Regions from separate parts of the Homo sapiens genome. Here region 1 is linked to region 2. A link is an interaction called in ENCODE POLR2A ChIA-PET data of the cell type or tissue named here. Cell type or tissue: PC-3. All regions are shown on one strand. Links, peaks and the distances in the headings refer to the core of each region. The heading gives the core; the rest is flanking DNA.

What was found. ChIA-PET counts read pairs that join two places held together with the same protein. Peaks named below come from ENCODE experiments on the same cell type or tissue, not always from the same donor. Only the 100,000 strongest peaks of a DNase experiment are listed, where the experiment ranks them.
Region 1: POLR2A ChIA-PET joins it to region 2 with 11 read pairs; 2 of 35 experiments call an interaction of 5 or more read pairs at or near these places.

The regions. Positions count from the first base shown.
Region 1 is chr2:237,413,368-237,416,272 of GRCh38, forward strand. It overlaps COL6A3 (collagen type VI alpha 3 chain), which reads right to left and starts at 797. Exons shown (of 44, transcript NM_004369.4): 1 at 586-797. In PC-3, for the core only: no CTCF peak of the experiment used is centred there; no DNase peak of the experiment used is centred there.
Region 2 is chr2:237,531,658-237,534,562 of GRCh38, forward strand. The region is part of intron 8 of MLPH (melanophilin); the gene reads left to right. Among named protein-coding and RNA genes, the nearest start is that of MIR6811, 22 kb to the left of the region's middle. In PC-3, for the core only: no CTCF peak of the experiment used is centred there; no DNase peak of the experiment used is centred there.

The sequences.
Region 1 (2,905 bases), core at 107-2,606, 120 kb before region 2:
GACTGAGCGACCCTTTACTTGGCCCTGATCCTGAGCACCAGAGTTACTCCAATCTTGTGAAAGCAGCAAATGTGCTCCACCAGGACCTTCCCATGGGCGGCCCTGGGCAGAAAACCCATGCAGGTTGTTGCACCCTGACCTAGTGTCACCACCCAGAGAGCTCAGAGAACATCTCCCAGCGGAGCCGCCCGGCAGGGAGCTATGCTAGTCCTCAGCAAAGACGCTTCTGCAAACAAAGCGGATCCCGAATGGGTTTTAGAAGGCGGCAGTAACTTAAATAAATCATGGGCCGAAACACACTGCCGCCCGGAATGCACAGGGCGCGTGTAGCAGCCACAGACACGCGGTGGAAAAGTGCTCACACTCTTAGGCAATCATGACCTTAACCAATTTAAGGAAATCCCATTGCCATAAAGTGAGAAAGAAAAATCAGCGGAATCTTCCAGAGACCTAAAACATGTACAGAAAACTGGCGATCAGCATGAACGTAAGAGCCACTAACGCTACCTAGAAAGGATCACTTCAGGTTAAGAGCATTTCCTTCTAGCCCCAAACCTGGAAAAACAGAAGAGAAATCACACTTACCCCTGAGCAAACCTGAAGGCGTGTGTCCCTGGGCTCCTCGATTCAATTAGGTTTGAATAGGATGCATACTTTTCCCACTCACTGCGTCTCTTTTTCTTTTTGCAGCCTTTCTCCACCAAAAAAGTGGAGACTCAGAGCTGCGGAGGAAAACTCTTGCAGTCCTTGCAGGAGGCTGGAGCCCAGGAGAACTGAACGGCCTTTGGTGGAAGACTGAGCTCCAAACTGGACTGGGGCCAGGGATACCAGTCAGGGCTTCCTCCAGCTCCTCCTCCTCCTCCTCCTCCCTCCCGGACCCCTCCTCTCCCCCTCCTCACTGCAGAACTGACCCAAAACTGTAAATGAAACCAGACTCCTCCACTCTGTTTCTTCTGGCCCCCGCTCAGGCTGATGTCACCCTCTGAATTCTGTCTTCACCCTACAAGCGTTTAGCTGGACTCCTGCAAGCCCCAACTCTTAAAAAAAAAAATTGACCACTCCTACTCGTCACCTTTTGGGCTGGGCCCTTGGCGTCAAAAAGAATAAATTTTGGAATTTCTTCGTGGGTATCCATGGTTTTCCTGCAATGTTTTCCAACACCATCTGAAAGGAAAACAGGAAATGCAGTCCCCCGCTTACCCTCACCACACCCTCCCATTTCTTCTTGAAGTTTCTGAATTGAGACTTCTACTAATAACTTCCCCCTTCAAATAGAAAAACCAGCAATTAAAATCGCCTTGGTTTTCTGTTAACCAAAGCTCTGTTCACCGGCAAAAAAAAGGAGGCTACATTTCTCTTAATTTCTATATCTAATGATTCTGATTGTGGCGCTTATAGGCCCATTCTAGGCACAGACGGGGTAATAAAAATGGTTATCTTGCCAAAGCTTCGGGAAAATACTTGAGTAAGAACTTCTGTTTCTAGAAAGCTTTGCACATTTCAAAACACTTCAATATACATTCTCTCCTTTATCACAAACATCAACACCCTAAGCCCTTTTAAATAGAAAGATGTCTTCTTTTATTAGGTGAAATTGTGGTCCCATTTTACAGATGAAAGAAACAGGCTGGGCACGGTGGCTTATGCCTGTAATCTCAGCACTTCGGGAGGCTAAGGCAGGCAGATCACAAGGTCAGGAGTTGGAGACCAGCCTGGCCAACATGGTGAAACCCCTACTAAATCTCTACTAAAAATATAAAAATTAGCCAGGCATGGTGGCAGGCGCTTGTAGTCCCAGCTATTTGGGAGGCTGAGGCAGGACAATTGCTTGAACCCAGGAGGCAGAGGTTGCAGTGAGCCGAGATGGCGCCACTGCACTCTAGCCTGGGCAACAGAGTGAGACTCCAAAAAAGAGAAAAAGGAAAGAAAGAAAAGAAATGAAAAGAAAAGAAGAGAAGAGAAGAGAAGAGAAGAGAAGAGAAGAGAAAAAAGAAAAAAAGAAAAGAAAAGAAGAAAAGAAAAGAAGTTCCGAGAGAGTAAGTGACATCGTCATTGTCCAGTCTGGGTTAGTAACAGAGCTCAAATGACAACCCAGCTTTGGCCATCCCCAAACTTCTCACTGCTCTCCCATCATGTGGTCCTTATGAAAAGTCCATTAATGTGAAATATCAAGAGACATCCGAAAGGTTCTTTTTGACTGAGAGATCCTTCCAAACCAAGTTTGAAGAGCAAAGAAATCATTAACTCCTTTCCATGGATTATCTCCCTCCAATTTAGGGAAGAAAGGAGACAGCACCCCAGAGAGAATGCCTGCTCCCCTCTGCAGCTCCAGGGCTCCCTTCCTCTCCCATAAAGAAGCCCAACCCATCTCTAAACCAAAGGGCTCACTTGCAGAGCACTGGAGTAGGGAACAAGGATGGAACCTGAATTATGGGGTTCTTAGGTGAAGACACGCTGAGCAGAGGCTCCGAGTATAGAACCGCGCTGCCTGCATGACATGTAGAAGGACAACACGCCCCTCCAGCGGCATCCAATTCTCTGCCCTCATCCTCTCTGCACAGTGCAGGCGTTGACTCAAGCCCCTACAGAGACCGGGGATACTTGCTGCCACCCCCTTGGTTAGAGTCTGCAACTTCAGCACTAAGGAGGACTATTTCTCCCAGAACATTGTCTGCTGCGAAGAAGACAATCTTTGATTACAACCCCATGCTCCAAGCAGCTCAGCAAACTGAGGTTAACTGAACAAGCACGTTTTAGGTGTTTCCACTCCACGGTTTCTTTCAAATACAAATACACTCTTTTTCGCAAAATCGCTAGGCAGATGCATTCCTTGGTATTGAAAGTTTCTATTACAGTCGACCTCGTATCCATGGGTTCTGCATCCATGGATTTAACCAACTGTGGT
Region 2 (2,905 bases), core at 199-2,698:
CTTGTATTTACTTTGCCAACCCTAAATAATGAGATTCAGAAAATATAAATAAGTATTAGTATATCAAGTTTATCAGAACAAAAGCTTGACAGTGGCCACCCAGAAACACAGACTTCAAACAAATGGGGCCCAAAGTGGACTAGTGAAGTTTTCACCTATGTAGAAATTGTAGCAGGATCACAACCTTGCAAAGGAACAGTGACCTGGGGGGCCCTTATCTCCAATCCTGTTTGGTCTTAATTATTCACAGGGAAAAAAAAAGTAGAAGTTTCAGCTGTGAAACATGTCCTCTCAAGACTCAGAATTTAAAGTTCCAACAGCTTTGTTTGAATTATTCAATGTGACAACCTCAACTAATATTTCACCTAGATTGTTTCCCATGCATCTTTATATGGAGGAAATTAAGCAGCAGAAAGAAGCTCCAAATGCAGCAGCGATCCTGTACTTCAGAGAAAACCCAGGCAGACTCTTAGAGGGGCCTTTGTGAAGTGGCTGTGGTGGGACCCCAGGAGGAAGCACTCTCAATCTGCCCATCAACCCCAAGACTCCCAGCCATGCCCTCAGGGCCTGAGCTTTCTCAGGAATCGTATTTTATCACAGCTCATCTGAGGGGTCAGGCAGCTGTGCATTGCCTGCCTTTGCATTTGTATTGACAGTCACAGCTTTCCCGACGAGGGGTAAAGACTTCCTGTAGATATTGTTCAAGCCCAGACAAGGCCCAAGATGGCACAAGCATGTGGTAGGAAGGAAGTTTCTAAGGGGCTGAGATGGGAGACGGGAGAGGAAACGGCCCTGGCACGCACCCTCCGCCCCCTCACTCCCAAGGGCCGGCCCTGGGGCCATTCGTGTGTGCTCGGGCTACAGACACTGACGGTTTCCCATAAAAGTGTCACCAGTGACATATTTTGTTGGTTTGCTTTAATCCCTAGCTAGTGTCTGTATTGCATTTGTAAACTCTAAACTTTGGTATTGTCGCGAGTTGAAAGCTCAAGGGGTTCCTACCTAGTATTCTGTCCGTACATATCTAAGTAATGTGATAATCCTGATGACTGGTGCCCACACAGGGTCAGATGCCCACGTCTGAGTGATGCTACTCCCACCAGAGCAGTTGTTACTGTTGGAGAAATATAATTTTTAGAAAAACCCGAAATCTTTTCATTACCCAGAAAATCTCTCCATAAGGGTAGCAGAGGAAGAAGACAGATTTATTCTTGAACAAGCATCAAACCAGAATATGGCACGTGCCCCAGGCAATCCGCTGAGAGATTGCAAAGACAGGAAGGCCTCTCAGCCCTTCTGCAGCCCGGCAGGCCCGGCCCATTCCACACAGTTCTCAGCACAAACCATCACCAGTCCTTACCAATGAGAGGAGCTGATGGTGCCTTTGATCACAGTGTACATCCTCACTCTAGCATCATAACCGGGAGACCACTTGTGTTGGCTTTAACCCTAAGAAAAGCAACCTTCTCACACATCTTTAAGATGGGAGCTAGTTTTGCAAACTGGAGCAAGGCGCCCACCCACGTTAGACTCTTCACCCTCTCCTGGGGAGTGGGAGCTAGAGTTATCTTCAAGGATGTTTCCATTTCAAAAACACAGTTCCCAGGTGGAGTTTTGAGACTGCAGAGAGGCTTTTTAGCCATTTTAAAGATTTATATGTATTTGGAAAAAGCAGAGAAAGAAGCTCTGAAAGACAAGGGGGCAGTGGGAAGTCTCTTCTCTATTTTCTTTTCTTTTTTTTTTTTTTTTTTTTTTGTCAGAGTCTTGCTCTTGACACCCAAGCTGGAGTGCAATGGCATGATGTCAGCTCACTGCAAACTCCACCTCCCAGATTCAAGCGATTCTCCTGCCTCAGCCTCCCGAGTAGCTGGGATTACAGGCATGAGCCACCACCCCTGGCTAATTTTTGTATTTTAGTAGAGATGGCGTTCGCCATGTTGGCCAGGCTGGTCTCGAACTCCTGACCTCAGGTGATCTGCCTGAGTCCCCAAGCCCACTGCTTCCGGGAGACAGAGGATGTGTGCTGAGTGCTGTCTCCCCAGGGTATTGATCTCTGCTTCTGCAGATGCTCAACGGGACCAGAGGGTGACTCAGTTACTAGTGGCCGCTCAAGGCGTGGGCCGAGGTCTAACTGAAATCCTGGTGTTGACATTTCTCAGCCAGTCATGTTCTTCGGGCAGATTTGCCCACTCAAAGCCCTTGGTGCTGTGATGATTCAACTAATTACCGACCAAACAATACAAAAGCATCTTAACACTCCACAGCACCATTTCCCTCTTTTAAAGCCAGGTGAGCCGTAAATGAGATAATGGCAGGAAAGATGCATCTGCTGGGTGAGGAAGAAAACTAGAAAATTGATTTATCATGTCTCAGTCTGGGAGCTAATAGACTTTGGGTGACTCAAGAGTCTGGTGACTCAAGGGATGAGGAAGTTGTACTTCTGGTCCCTTTAGGTTGTCACCTGAAGTGCCTTGCCTCCTAGCCCACTAGTGACCCCAGGCTCTTGCTAGCTAATGACTGTGAGTTTGATCACTGTGGCGTAATTAACTGATGTCTTCCTGTGCTGCTCGGTACCGGCAGTGACAGTGGCTGTCCACAGTAATGACACCATCACAACCTTCCAGATTCAGCTCCTTGTCCTGCTGGACTCGGCTCCTCTCCTCCACTTTCACCCTCCCCACTCTCCCCTCTCTTGGTTCCGCTCCAAGATTTTGCTTGGTGTTCCAGAACTCTTGGTGTTAGAAATGGGTTTCACAATTAACCTTCCCAGGCCATGTCATGGGTGGTGGCCTTAGCTCTCCTTCCGCTTCTTGGGAATTTGGTGCTTCAGAGGTGGTGGGTGCCAGTGTCTTGCTGGTTGGAGTGCACTGGGTCCTCTGCCCACTGTTTCTCTCCTTCTGCTGCA